3 separate regions of the Homo sapiens genome follow, and regions 2 and 3 are each linked to region 1. A link is a loop called in an ENCODE intact Hi-C map of the cell type or tissue named here. Cell type or tissue: chondrocyte. All regions are shown on one strand.

Region 1 (5,000 bases):
CCCAGAGTCGTGTGATTGGGTCTGACCCTCAGCCTGCTTGTCAGTTTCGCCCTGGGAGGGGGAGCTGGGAGCAGGGAGGGGAGTGGGCGGAGGAGGGGGCTGCCCGGAGCCACTCGTCCAGCCCACTGACGGCATGAAGCCTTTAGGGGCACACAGTACTCTCAGCTTGTTGGTGGAAGCCCCTCATCTGCCTTCATTCTGAAGGCAGGGCCCGGCAGAGGAAGGATCAGAGGGTCGCGGCCGGAGGGTCCCGGCCGGTGGGGCCAACTCAGAGGGAGAGGAAAGGGCTAGAGACACGAAGAACGCAAACCATCAAATTTAGAAGAAAAAGCCCTTTGACTTTTTCCCCCTCTCCCTCCCCAATGGCTGTGTAGCAAACATCCCTGGCGATACCTTGGAAAGGACGAAGTTGGTCTGCAGTCGCAATTTCGTGGGTTGAGTTCACAGTTGTGAGTGCGGGGCTCGGAGATGGAGCCGTGGTCCTCTAGGTGGAAAACGAAACGGTGGCTCTGGGATTTCACCGTAACAACCCTCGCATTGACCTTCCTCTTCCAAGCTAGAGAGGTCAGAGGAGGTAAGAAAAAATGGATTTGGGGAGGTGGGAGATTGCCGTCGGTCCTACTGCTTCTGCGCCCCTCCCCCCACTTTACCCTTCCTCCCCGCTCTTCAAGAAAAAAAAAAAAAAGCAATTCCCTTAAATACAATCCAGATTGTAGCTGCTACCAGGTTGGAATTGGAAACTGGAGAAAGAGATGAATGTAGGCGGGACAATAAAGGGAGACGAGGTAGGTAGCAGGAAAAAAAGATCTGTCAGGAGGAGAGCCTGCTGAAAATGCCCTTCACCACTTTCCAGCCTCTTTGAAAAGAGGAAAAATATTACCTTGAACACAAGGGCAGTTATACAAAGCTTTTGTTTGAGGCACAGTCTTTAGACTGCCCTTGGAACACATCTGGTTTCTTCAGATTCTAACTAATGGGAATATCTTTTTAAGGGTGAGCTGAGGAGAAAATATAAAGGGTATAAAATGAACCTTGATAAAGTTCTTTGTCTGCAACCAAGTGAGAAGCAGGCTGTTTTAGTTTTGGGGATATAAGAGAAACCAGGGGGGTGAATCTAGAAGATTAGGAACACTCTGTGTGTTTGGGGGGCGGGGGAGGGTCAATCTATTTTAAGTGGACAAAAATTGGCAGATTATTAGGAATAGGTTCAAGATAGGGAGAACACTTTCCCCTGAATTTCAGTGACTCCCCCCACCCCACCCCTCCGCTTCTTCTTGCAGGTTGGACGTGCAGTTCTCTTGGAGAATGATGAAAGTCGCCAAGCAAATGGGGTGGGGGCGGAGGACTAGGGATTGGGAGGGAAGGGGAGGGGGTGTGGGTAGGGTGGGAGGAGAGAGGTAAGGAACAGTTCCTACGTGGCACCACCAAATATTCAATGGCCAGACCTGCTCGGAAGTCTGCAACCCTGTCAGTACCCACGGAGGGAGAGCGACTTCACTCCTCCCCTCCGCCTTCTCCCTCCCTCTTTCCCCCGCCCTTTCCCGAAAAGGCATCTGGCTGGAGCGGTCCGTTAGGTGCCTTAGAATCGACTGGCAGGCGAAAGCCTTTGGAGGTCAGGGAGCCCAGACAGCTTAGAGTAGAAAGCAAGCTTTGTGAGGAGTGCAGAAAGAAGCTGGGGGATAGGAAGGAGGGTGACTGACGAGGTTGGGTCAAGGGAGATAAAAATGGTCAAGCCCAAATGCGTAGGCTTTAGCAGAAACTTGAGTGTGGCCCTGGGTCTAGATGCCAAGATCTGAGCTCTCCCTAATGAGAGTCAGCCCTCCCGGAGGCCGATCTCTGAGACCAGGTTATTCCTTCCACACGCTTAGTGGCTTTCAGCTTCCCGAGTAGCAGGCAGCGCTAGATTATTCCCTTGGGTGACTTTTCCTGCTAAATACAGTGAAAGTCCTATTAGGACTATATTTGAATTTTGAAAGGAGTTATTATGTTGATTAATTATGTTGATTCATTCATTTCCACATTTTCAAGGATAGATAAGAGTGTCTTTGAAAGTGAAATCCATCAAAAAGTTTGTATTTTACTTTTGGTACCTGGTCACCGGTTGGATTGGTCAATTCTGTCAGCAGTTCTGCCCTCTGCTGGTTTTGTTTATTATTTAGAATTCCTGCGTCTACCGTGGGACATGAGGCCTCTGTAAGTCCCTCTTAACTACAGTGGTACTGGAAAAGGACCTTTGATTAAGGAAAAATGGATATGCCATTTCTTTTTCAGCATGTCACACACGCATGTAAATGAGAATATTGTAATGGCAGCTATTTATTGAAAATTATAGGAACTGAGAATTTCTTCGGTGATGGATGAAATACAAGCTCCGAGAGACACTTTTGCATGGATTCAGGGATTATTTTACTGAAGCTATTTATTTTTATTTTCCACATTGAGCCTTTCTGTGGCGATATGTGAATATTTTTTAATATCAAATTTCTGTACTTTTCATGCATAAATTTTCTATTTTCAGTCTAGCAACATACCTGAAACACTTTTAAACAGCATCCCAGTACCACATCAAATAAATGGTGGGAAAACAACTTTCCCTATTTTTATGAAGCCAAGTAATGATAGAAATAGCAAAGTATAAGGATTAGATTTTGTTGGGTTTCTTCTTCATGAAATGCCCTGAAAGTTAAGTGGTAGTTTAGATATTTATATTTTAAGATTTTGTTATGTGTTTTATCAAGCTGTTTAGTGCTCATTTTTCCTGGGAGGCCACATATTAACATAAATCCACTTTTGTAGGCATTCTTATCCCTTAATTAACTTCAAAAAGGGAATAATAGTATATTAATGCTTAAAAAGAAAACATTGGCTACAAATCCTGAATCACCACACAAGGGAAAAATAAACCCAGTGTCCACTTCTGATAATAACCTTTAGATTTGTGGTTGAAGTAAGATTTTATACCAATTTCTAAATAAAGATATTATATCCCAGCATCATACTATGACATTGATTTCATTGAGGTACAGTGATAAGATTTGGATATTAAGCACAAAGATAATTTAAAACAGATACTACTTTTATATAAAATTAAAACATTAAAACCTTAAAACATCTGAGTTCAAAACAAAGTTAGACTCTAAAGAAAATAATATAGAGAAATTTCTTGGAAGTGAATGGATTAAAGAAAATTTATGACTTCATACCTAGTCATATTATTTTACTTTGAAAAATCAAACTATAACTTGGAAATATTTATTATACTCATTAAAAATCAATCCTTGCTGTGATTTAGAATAACAAGGTTAAGTGTGATTTTTATAAATATTTATTTACATTAACTTCAATTTTATGTTTCATATATATGTTTATTTTTAAAGTAAATGATGTATCTCAGCGATTTATTGATATTCTTTGGCAGTTAGTCCATTACTTACTATTCACAGGAGGTGGGGTTTACCTGGAATTCATAGTGACCACACTATGATTATCTTAAGATAGATGAGTTTATGTAAGGGTTTTAAGTAAGAGTTAGACTTAGCTATAATGAAGCACTAAAAAAAAAAAATCTAATTGAATCACTTTTTACTAATTAAAATTACATTTAACCTTTGGCAGTTAAGCCAATACTGTATCTTGTAAAAGGCTGATCAAACTGGGAACTTTGGAAGCTTGTCAGGAATCGATAGTGAGCCCTGAAGAAGTGTAGTTTTGAGTGCCCAGGATCAGCAGGTGAAATGGTCCTGGCTTCCAGAGTATGTGCTAGTCCAACAGTGCAAAGAGATCGAATTTGTCCATTTGGTTCCTTAATCAGAAATCAGAAACTCAGATATGCTTCTGATAAGAAATGCAGTGTTTGCTAAACTCATTAATATTATGTCTTTCCATTTGTTTTTTAAATTCAAAATTGATCAGGACTATAATAGAGAAAGAATATAGACTAAAGAGAAACACCTTTCTGCATGCTTTACACACATAGCTTCAGTTTAGGTGGCACAGATTCTTTTACCTAGTTGTCCATTAGTTTTGAAATTAAGTTTCTTAATATCTTAAAGTGACAATTTGCTTCATAATTAATACTTAACTGAGGGGATACTTTATAGAAGTTATTCTCTAAAAGGTATTTGTATAGTTTTAAACAAAGTTATGCAGTAGCAAAGTGAGAAATGTATTTGCATAACATAATTGGTAAAAAATTAATATTTTTTCGGTTTTTTATTTTCTTCAATTTGTGACTAAAATAGAACCACATGGTTGTTCATGTTAAGTTATCCTTAAAATACAGCAAAGCAAACATCTCTTTTCAAATTTATGGGTTGGCTTTCTAGCTAAGAAAATTGTATAAAGAGTCACCTTTCTTTTCTAAAAATTTGCTTTTTCCTAGGATAAATTCTCTTCACTCTGATTAATTTAGTGAGATGCTGGCTATTTCATGATAACAAGGATTTAAATCAAGTTTGGTTGAGAGTCTCTGTGTAATACAAGCTGAATTTTTAAAAGGTTAAAAAAAGGTGTTTATATAAGATTTTTAAAAGAGAATGCTAGCACTAGAAATTATAGAAATTGCTAATCAATCTTACCTTCTCAATAAATGAGGAAACTAAGACACAAAAAGTTGTCAGCTGAATACTCTTCCTCATAAAAAATATTCTTGTAATATTCAAGGTTTTTCTGAGTAGAGTGAAGATCTGTAATGGTGATCAAAAGAATTTTAAATAATAGAAGTCTGAGACAATGGAATGAGAGGAGAGAACTTAGTAGTGCAAGTTCTAATTAAAGTTTTATTTTGGATTGTCAAAACACCTGAAACTAATGTAAGTACCTTTTAGCTCAGGAAAAAATTGACATTTAATTTATGGGAAGTACTCACTCTCAATGGACTACCATGATATCTGTTGTGCAATCAACAACTATTACAAATTTAATTACCATATGTGAAATTACAAGGAAGTAAAAGAGAAAGAATTCGATATATTATCGCTATATTTATTTCCAGAAGTCTG
Region 2 (5,000 bases), 410 kb before region 1:
AGAAAAGTAAATCTTCATATTTATTTGGATAAATGTTACCATACTTTTTGATCCAGTAATTCTGCTTTTCAAATCTATCTTATAGAAATAAAAGCATCTACATACAGATGCTGAAAGGTTGAATTAGCTGGACCTAATGGGGCTACCAAAAGAAAATCAGAAAACAAAACAAACTATTTTACAATTTCAACATGCTTTATTGGATCTCCCTTCTCTGCAGTCACCCTTAGCATTCCTATTTATTTTGATTTTAAAAACAATCTATTATTTATAATTAAGATTCACTTTCAGTTCAGTTTTTAATACTAATCTCACTTCTAAATATACACCCTTCTCTAAGCTCAGGGAACCTATGGTGGGGAAGGTGACGTAGTCTTTTCTTTCATTTTCTTCATCTCTTTTTCTTTCTGCTTTAGAATCCACTGGGAAAAGTAGTTCTCTCTTTGCTGTTGATGTCCTATCAAGGCAGGCAACCAAATATATGGGTCACCTTAGTTGTCCTTTTGAGGGCCCTGCAGCATTTATGCCATATAGTCTCATGATATCAGTAATATACTTGCTGGTTGACCTCTTACGATTCTTCTTCAGTTCCTGCCTCTAACCCCTCTGAGTCATTCACCCCAACAGATAAACCTCTTGGGTATGGCCCTATACACATAGAGTCCAGCTACCACCTACAGTGATTTGCTGGTCTAGATGTCAATTATTTTCCAGGAAATCTCAAACTTCTTAGGACTAACTTACAAGTGGCCTGAACAAAATGACAATTTTTCCCTCACTTAACTCTCTAAGTACCTCTGATCTCCCCCTTATTCAGTCACAAGAGAGGGATGCTCCTGACTCATATCAAAACCAAGGTATTAAAATTAAACTTTAATAAAATATACTAAAAGCTATAGTGGTGTAAAAGTATGAAATGATTTCTTTTGTCAATTAACTCCAGTGACAGCATTGAAAAACTTTGTTCTGTAAAAATTACAAACTGTCAGAAATTTTGCTTTTTGAAATTATGTTAGTGAGACAGGAACACCCCACTATTGCCTGAAGAGCTAAGCTATGTGGGTACTTTGACACAGAGAAGCAGCCTCAATTTTCCACCCAGGTGCAAAGCTTCAGATAATGTTTTTCAGATACAAGATTCCACAGTCATCTTAACTTTGTAGATTTCAAGGAAACAGAACCCTATACCCACTTCTTAGTCCAGGCTTTATGCTAATACAGCCAGGCTATTCTTTCAGCCTATCAAAGAACTGTTCATTTAAATTTTATTTAAACCCCACCTTACTCTTAAATGAATCAGAATGCTGGCTCTTCCTTCATCTGTTTTGGCAAAATGCCCCATCAATTGTGTAGTCTTTTTTTACTGCTGCAAAATGATAAACTTACCTTTGTCAGACCATAGATGTGTCATAGTCTGGTGGTCTTTGAGCAATTTATTAGTCATGCCTGAATAACATTTTCTGTGCCCAACACTCTCAAAGGTATTAAAAAGACATATATCACAGTAGATGAAAACCAGTATGTAACTGAGTTGTTATAGGGCTGAAAGCTGCTTAAGAAAGTAGAGAAAAGAAATAAAATAAAGCAGAGCCTAATTTTTATCTCCGGAATCCTTTAAGTCCCTCCATTTAGTTGACTCTTTATGTTTCACCCTTACATTCACCTTATGCTACATGGAAGCTAAACTATACTTTCTTAAAGACACCCACATATTTTTGTCTTTCTATACTCAAATATGCTGCATAGGCCACACCCCTAATGATTTTCTTGATTCTCATCTAAATGTGACCTTTCATTTGATTTTCAGAAAACTCTTTGGCTTGTTATGACACATACAATTTCCCTTTTATTATAATTATTGGAAAATGTGATTTGGTTGACTTTTAGATTTCATCATATGTCTTCATCATTTTCTCTTACCTGGAATGTTCCAATAGCCTCTTGATTAGTTTCCTCGCTTCTATTCTAGGCACTCTACAGTGTATTTTCCTCACACTAACTCATGTGATTTTTAAAAACATAAATTACATCAGATTACTTTCCTGTTTGCAACCTTTTATTGGCTTCCCATCACAGTTGGAATAAGACCTACAGTCTTTCTCTTGTCATATAAAGCCCTTCTTGGTACTTCTATCATCTTATGTCCTACTTCTCTGCTTCATGAGCACCCCCCATTAGTCATTCTTGCAGCAGTGGGAGTGGGGGTATAAAATAAAAAACCGAATCTTTTCAAATGTCCTTTATCTCTCTAACATTCCTCTTCCAGATGCTCATATCCCTCATGTTTACTCAGTTTTTATTCAGATGTGCTTTCCTCAGAGAGGACTTTCATGCCATCTCTGGAAATAGCATTTCTCCTCACCTAACCAACACTAATAACTTAACCTTGCCTTATTAATTTCTTGTAAAATAACAGCCCCAAAATATATACTAATGTGTGTGTGTGTGTGCACGTGCATTTGTTTGTTAGAAGCTCTATGAGGTAAGAGTTTTTGTCATGTTTGCTACTTTGTTCACCTGCCAAAAGTAGTACCTGGCACGTTATAGGTATGCAATAAGTAGTTGTTGAATGAGTGAATAAACAGATGAATAAATGAATGAATGAAAGTTTTCCAATCATGTATTTACCTTGCTTGTGTTTGCCACACTATTACACTTTTAGTTTTATATTCAGAAGTGGCTAAATCATAGACTTGAGAGGCAAAATATCTGAGATTTATATACCTGCTCTGTTATGTGACCTAGGAGAAGTTACTTAATCTGTCTTTTTCAATGTTCAAATATATAATAGAGATAATGATATGTATATCTCATAGGCTTATGAGTATTACATTAATTAATGTGGCACAGAGTGCTGTAGAAGTTGTTATATTTGTTATTTTAACATTTAATTGGTGATTATTTGAATAATATCTGTCTTCTTCGTTCAACTTTTGGGAGCCATATTAATTTTTATCCATCACTTTATCTTCAAGCCACAGTTTGTAATGTGTACTCTATAAATATTCTTTGAACTTTTTTATAAAAAGCTGGTTTCAGTTTTGAGATCATGCATGCATGTATGTTTGAGTGCACTGGGCCTATTTTCATATTCTGTAATTACCAGTCATTGTCACTAGATGGCAAGTTTGTCCCAGCCAAGGCAAAATGTTTTAAGACCAGAAACTGAAGAGTAGCCCTAAATAGGGGAAAATGTCATGTATGTGTTTTTGTAGACTGGTAGGATGATAAACATTTACTTATCAATAATAATTTTCCATATTTTATTCTTTTTTTCATTTCATTAGGTACTCTACCTTCCTGGGGAGCTCTTTTGTATAGTGATGCATTTTAGCATTACTGTCATGCCATTGACCCTTTGTTAGTATATTCACACGTTTCTATTTAAAAAGCAATGTTTAAAAAGGTCTCTTAATGTATTCTTTATCAACAGATGTTTCCCAAGTCTTTCAAAATCATACCTTTTACCTGCTGGTTCCAAATATGTTTTGATTTTGTCTAAGACATAAGCTACCCTTTTTGAGCAAGAACTTTGTCTTTTTTTCTGATTACTAGCCACCCTATATCAATGTGAAGTATATGTCCCTTTTGATTATTTTAAACTCTCAATGTACCATCTTGGAAAAAGAAACTGTTAGGCTCAATGCTATTGTACCTGTCCAGCTTCACCTATGTTTAGCAAAATTATCAAAAGGCTCCTGGTGTAAAGGAACAAAAAAGAGTGTTAAGGAACCTACAAATTAGATAATCAATCTGTAAATGATCATCTTATTGAATTATTACAATTATCTTCATAAATATAAATTTCTTAGAATTGGTTAAATGTATATATATGCTTTGGCAAGTTAAATTTACCAAAATACATTAAAATTGTGGGCATGTAAACAAATATAAATAATAGTACCTTTAATATGGTGCTGATTGTTTTTAGTACAGCAATATTTAGAAAGAATCATTATTTTCTTTTAGGAAGTTAGCTACTGAATAAAATAGACCTAAAAATTAACTATTTTTTGATATCCTTTTTTTCTGTGCCTTGATGCGTCATATTATAGGTTAAAAGAAAGAAATGTGGTTACTTTTCTTACAACTGCTAAAATACTTTTTCCCTCTTTTCCTCTTGTCTTAGTCCATTTGGACTGGTATAACAAAATACCATGAACTAGTAGCTAATAAACAACAGAAATTTATTTCTCACAGTTCTGGAGCCTTAGAAGTCCAAGATTGAGGCACAAGCAGACTCAGTGTCTGCTGAGTTCCACCATTTCCTGATTCAAAGATGATGCCTTCTCACTATGTCATCACATGGTAGGAGGGTCAAGGCAGCTCTCTAGGGCCTCTTTCATAAGACCATTAATCCACTCATGACTTAATCACCACACCAAAGGCCACATCTCCCAATATTATCTATCACCTTGGGAGGTAAGATTTCAACATAAGAATTTTGGGCAGAATACAAACATTCATACTTTAGTATGTCTTCTTATTATGAAAAATGACTATCTTGGCTGTGCGGGCCCTTTTTTTGGTTCCATATGAAATTTAAGTGGTTTTTTTTCTAATTCTGTGAAGAAAGTCAATGGTAGCTTGATGGGAATAGCATTGAATCTATAAATTACTTTGGGCAGTATGGCCATTTTCACTATATTGACTCTTCCTATCCAGGAACATGGAATTATTTTCCATTTGTTTGTGTCCTCTCTTATTTCCTTGAGCAGTGGTTTGTATTTCTCCTTGAACAGGTCCTTCATGTCCCTTGTAAGTTGTATTCCCAGGTATTGTATTCTCTTTGTAGTAATTAGGAATGGGTGTTCACTCATGATTTGGCCCTCTGCTTGTCTATTATTGTTGTATAGGAATGCTTGTGATTTTTTCACATTGATTTTGTATCCTGAGACTTTGCTGAAGTTGCTTATCAGCTTAAGGAGGTTTTAGGCTGAGTTTTTTTTTTTTTTTTTTTTTTTTTTTTTGACAGAATCTTGCTCTGTTGCCCAGGCTGG
Region 3 (5,000 bases), 150 kb before region 1:
AACTTTTCACCTTCCCCTCACTCCTCTACTGACCAAATGACTCTTTTTCCTTTGTTGTCCACCTCTCTAAATAACATTAGCATCTATTCAGTTTCCAAAGTCAGAAATAAAGACATAATTCTAACTATTCACTTTCCTTTATTCTCAAATGGAAATAATTAGCAAATCGTGCCACTCTTATTCATAATTTTCTTTGCTGGGATGCTAGTCTCAGCTACGATGGCCTTTCACCTGAATACTACAGTACAACAGTTTCCTAACCCTAGTCTCATTAACTCTTGTCTTGCCTTCTCCAGTTAATTTTTATATCAGAGTTGCACTCCTTTTTAAAAATACAAATCTGGTCTTGCCATTTTTTTTTAAGAATTAATACTTTTTAATTGATTCTTGTTGTACTTAGAAAGAATTCAAGTATATCAGCATGGTTTGAAAGATTCTTCATTATCTAGGCCTTGATTACATTACTGGCTTTTATATCCTGCCCCCTCCTACTTATTCATACACATTCAATCCCTCTTAAATAACACAGACACACACAATTGGGAATTAGGCATTCCTTAATTCTTTCTGTCTAGGTTCAGTGTTTTTATGTTCCTGGACATCTTCTCTTATGTCACCTATCAGAGACAATCTTAGTTGCTTTTTCAATTGCCATATTCTCCCACTAGACTGTAAGCTATGGCTATCTTATTCACTGCTCCATTCAAGAACTAATCATAAAAACTGGGGCTCAGTACATTTTTAAAAAATAATGACTGAGTGGATCTATAATGCAAAATTAATTAGGGAATTGGACTTTTATTACTATTGCATACAAAATAACTTATAAAAATAACATTTTATCTCAAAGGCATTACATGCTTATTGTGGAGAATTTGGTAAATAAAATACAGATATAATGCTTAAAGTTATATTCCCTCATCACTATATCACATAACAATAACATTTTTGAAAATCCATCATCTACTTTATATTTACACAATTCAGAAAATTATATACTATTTTCTAAATTGCTTTCTGCACATCTTTATCATTACATTGAAAGTTATTTTATAATATATGTAAGTGTGATTTACCTTTTTTGTTTTATAGTCAATAATACTTATGTGTTTACTTCTTCTGATATAGACTTAGAAGTAATGAATAATTTCGTGAGACAGCCACTTTTCAAAAATGTCCAATATATTTCAATTTGTTTTAGATATTTTAAAAATAAAAAGAAGTTGACTCTTCTAAAATTTGTTTCTCCAAAAATAGCTTATTAACTGCTAAGAAATTTCCAGTTGAGAGAAGTAGGGATGCACTGTTGTATATGTAAAACACATTGGTCAATGATTTTTGTGGTGGCATATAAGTACTTGTGTACAGGTGATGTTATAAGATTTTCTCTAGCCTCATTGATTTTGTCCCCTAAGAGGTTGGCTCTAGCAGAGGAAATATCTTCAATCTCACATTTGGAGAAGGTAAAACAGGTGTCTGAAAAATCAACCAGGCTTAAATTTGGCATATATAAGGATCCTCTGGATAATTTGTCTATAATTCAGATTTCTCCACCCCATTCCCAGACATTCTAAACGAATAGGGTTGTGGTGGGGCCCAGGAATATTCATATTAGCAAGATATTGCTGTGATTCTGGTGGAAATACCCGGGCCACACTTTAAGAAACACTGACAAGGGATTTGTATTTAAACCACCTATGGACTTTTCATGAGTTCTTTACAGTTTTTAACTATGAAACAATAATATGTAATCCTCTTTTTTTAAAATAATACAAATCCGAGAGTAAAAAACATAAACTGTTCCTTCAAATGCATTATTTACCTTTAGAAACATTGTTTAATATGATGGTGTTTTTAATGTTTCTTTTACTTAAAAAGACATCAGTTTTTGAATATACACTGCTTTTTTACCCTGAGGCCTTCCTATAATGAAATCAGTTTTTCCACTGCAGAGCTACCATCTGAATTGGAGGCTCATGTAAAATAGAATGCGATTATGGCCATATTAAAAAATGCAGCTAGTGTCTGTATCTGTCATTTTAATCCCACTTGATAATTTACTACTAATAGGGAGTTTCAATTGAACTACATTTAGGTACATTTAAATATCATATTCATAAACTGATTCATGTAAAACATCTTTTTTAATACTATAATATCTAATTTGCTTAAACTCTGCTCTAACATTTTACTATAAAATCCATTATGAATTATAATTAGGGATTATTATGAGCATTTAGAATAGGGAAAAGTAATAAGGTAGAAAGCATATGTTTGAAAACAGAAGCTTCATTTCTGGTTTTACCACTCATATGACTTTACTAAATTCTTTCTCCTTCCAGGCCTCTTTATTATCATCAATTTACCAAACATTTATTGAGCACTTTCTTAGTTTCAAGAATAGTGGACTTAAAGATGAAACTACAAAGTCTCTGTGCATGCTCTGCCCTGACTTTATCTCAGTGTTTTCATGAAAGACAAATGAAAGAGCTCCGTGAACTGTAGATACACATCAATATAAACATTTTATTATTTGCTGAGATTGTATCGATTAAACATAAAAATCTGCCATTAAAAGTTTGTTTTATAAGCTTCCTAAAGATCGCATAATTAACAAATGTGTAGATAATTATTTTCTAAACTTTAAAAATTTGCCTATAATAAGAACTGGTCTACATATTGTTTGTCTCTATTAAGATGGGTGCTTAGAACTAATTTTTTCTTAAGTCCAAACTAGAATTATTTATCTTGGCAACGTATCTATTATGTCACTGCTAATAACTGCTTTCTTCTAGTTAAAATTTGCTACTAACTTCATTCAATAATACTCTGATTATTTTCCTCTAATACTTGTTATTCATTCCCTATAGGCTTCTCATCTTGAAATCAAAACAATTGAAGATGGTAAATGAATTGTAAAGCCTATTCAGATGTATTGCAGCATGCATGTGGGCATGTGTTCCCGTGTGTGTGTTAACACATCCATGCCTTTAAGTAGTAGCTTATACATGAGAATCTCATTTTCAAATATAAAAATGTAATTACGCATTTCCCTATACACATGACACTAGGCATCTATTACTTCTTGTCCCCCTTAACTAAAATTGCTCTCACCATATGCCCCTGATGATAAAATATCTTTAGGTAGTTCTGTTGACATATGTGACCATGTCTGAATTATGCTATTATAATTCTGACCCTAGCAATTTGGAGCAGATATGGCCACCCGTACAGTAGAATCTAATCTGTTCACTAATACATGAGGCTGCATGATTCCAAGACTGTGTGTTCAAAGAAAAATAATGGTGATCACCCAACCAATCTTTAGAATGCAAAATGGAGCTTAGAGTGAGATAGGGGAAAGTCATCAAATTGGTCATAAGAACAGAGTCAAAGCACAGATTTTAAAAAAATCAGAAAGAAGGAGAGAGAAGCTGAGTCACCAACATGTGATACTATGTTAGATATAAAGCCAACTCCTGTGCTTGAAGGAATTTCAAGAGGTTGTGCAAAAACTGTAATGAATCTTGACCTTCAACCTGAATGATTTTTCTTTTCTTTCTTTCTTTCTTTTTTTCTTTTTGTGGTAGGACTAATTACACTATATTTACCATATATCGTATATCATTACTATACTGTAATTACTTTTCTCAACAGGCCTAGTTGTTGAGCTTTTCTTGGGTTCTGTGAAGCCTCTACCCATGGCTGAAATATTTGTTTGTCATATTTCTACATATATCCCTGTACTATAACTTCCATTATTTGAGTTACCTGAAGTGCTTCATTGTTCCTTCAAACCGTAAGAGCACGGCTAACACAGATTCTTAGCTCTAGTAAGGAAAGAAATGTGGTCAAATCTTTTCTCAACTGGAAACTATTCCTCTTGTTTTTCAGATTCATGAAGAATCTCAAAGTAAAAATGCCTCATAAAATAAAGGATTTATAATTGTGTGAATTTTATTTATTCCAATTCAGCAGTGATGTTCCATTACCATTACTCATACTTTGGCAGTTTCATTTCTAATGATACTAAATGATCTCTAAATCTGGACTGGCTTGGATGACCTACCTATCTGTTTTAAGAAGGACATTTCAGTAGATGCATTATAACACATGTTTACACACATGCATGTGCCCACTCATTTATATTTTTGTCCAAAGACTAAACAGAAGCTTCTTTTCAGCAGTCTAACATGATTGGCTCAAGAGCAAAATAAACCTTAATTTGTGATTTATTATTCTATAATTGGTCAAGTAGTAGACACTATGGAACATCTCCTAGTCTCTCCCTCAAGACCTATTTATATGTATATATTCTAATACAGTTCCCCAGTAAGATTTCTTCATAAAATTCTCTATCTTTCTGTCACTTTACAGGGAGCTAAAGCTAATACAAAGAAAATTCAGGCCCTGCCATTTATAAGAATATAAACTAAAGGAATTTTCTTTCTTGAAATTAGGAAAGGGTGGTTTGGAAGAGCTTAAGAGTTTGAGGAAGCACCACCAAGAATTAGCTCATCTGGTTTATGGAAACTTATTATTTTCAATAGAATATTTGCAAGATGGAAGGGACATTGTTTTCAGAATATCCGAAATAGAGATTTAATTTGGACTTTCCCATATGAAGTTAGCTGGCGTTGCATGTAATAAAAAAGTGCCACATCTGGGGAGAATCTTCAGATTTAACTATTTAAAAGCCAGGACTGCATATAATTCTTACAGAAAACAGGATATGGATATTTTATGTATTTTTTTATTTTAAAAGCAGAAACATATCCCAGAGCAATGTCCATGATGTATTGCTAAGTGAGAAATACAAGTTGCATATATATGTGTAACATATTTTTTATATCTGGGAACAGTATCAGAATCCTCTAGGTACAAGTATATTTGTTTGCATATTTTTGTGGATAAGGAAGGACATACAACTGTTATTAGCATTAAATATAATAGGGTGGGACAGGTAGAGGGAGAGATTAGCATGATTGTGAATATAATGG

The links. A loop is a pair of places that touch in the nucleus more often than their neighbours do. Peaks named below come from ENCODE experiments on the same cell type or tissue, not always from the same donor. Only the 100,000 strongest peaks of a DNase experiment are listed, where the experiment ranks them.
Region 2: a loop joins it to region 1, with 6 times the contacts of the local background. A loop is called at or near these places in 60 of 110 quality-filtered maps.
Region 3: a loop joins it to region 1, with 2.7 times the contacts of the local background. A loop is called at or near these places in 3 of 110 quality-filtered maps.

Annotation. Positions count from the first base shown.
Region 1 is chr1:103,103,647-103,108,646 of GRCh38, reverse strand. COL11A1 (collagen type XI alpha 1 chain) reads left to right here and starts at 125. Exons shown (of 67, transcript NM_001854.4): 1 at 125-574. The coding sequence starts at 469. In chondrocyte, CTCF peaks have their summits at 599, 1,903 and 2,131 (motif pointing left); a DNase peak (open chromatin) is centred at 1,516.
Region 2 is chr1:103,513,240-103,518,239 of GRCh38, reverse strand. All of the region lies in intron 1 of RNPC3-DT (RNPC3 divergent transcript), which reads left to right. Among named protein-coding and RNA genes, the nearest start is that of RNPC3-DT, 9.8 kb to the left of the region's middle. In chondrocyte, a CTCF peak has its summit at 3,122; no DNase peak of the experiment used is centred here.
Region 3 is chr1:103,255,128-103,260,127 of GRCh38, reverse strand. No RefSeq gene overlaps it. Among named protein-coding and RNA genes, the nearest start is that of COL11A1, 150 kb to the right of the region's middle. In chondrocyte, no CTCF peak of the experiment used is centred here; no DNase peak of the experiment used is centred here.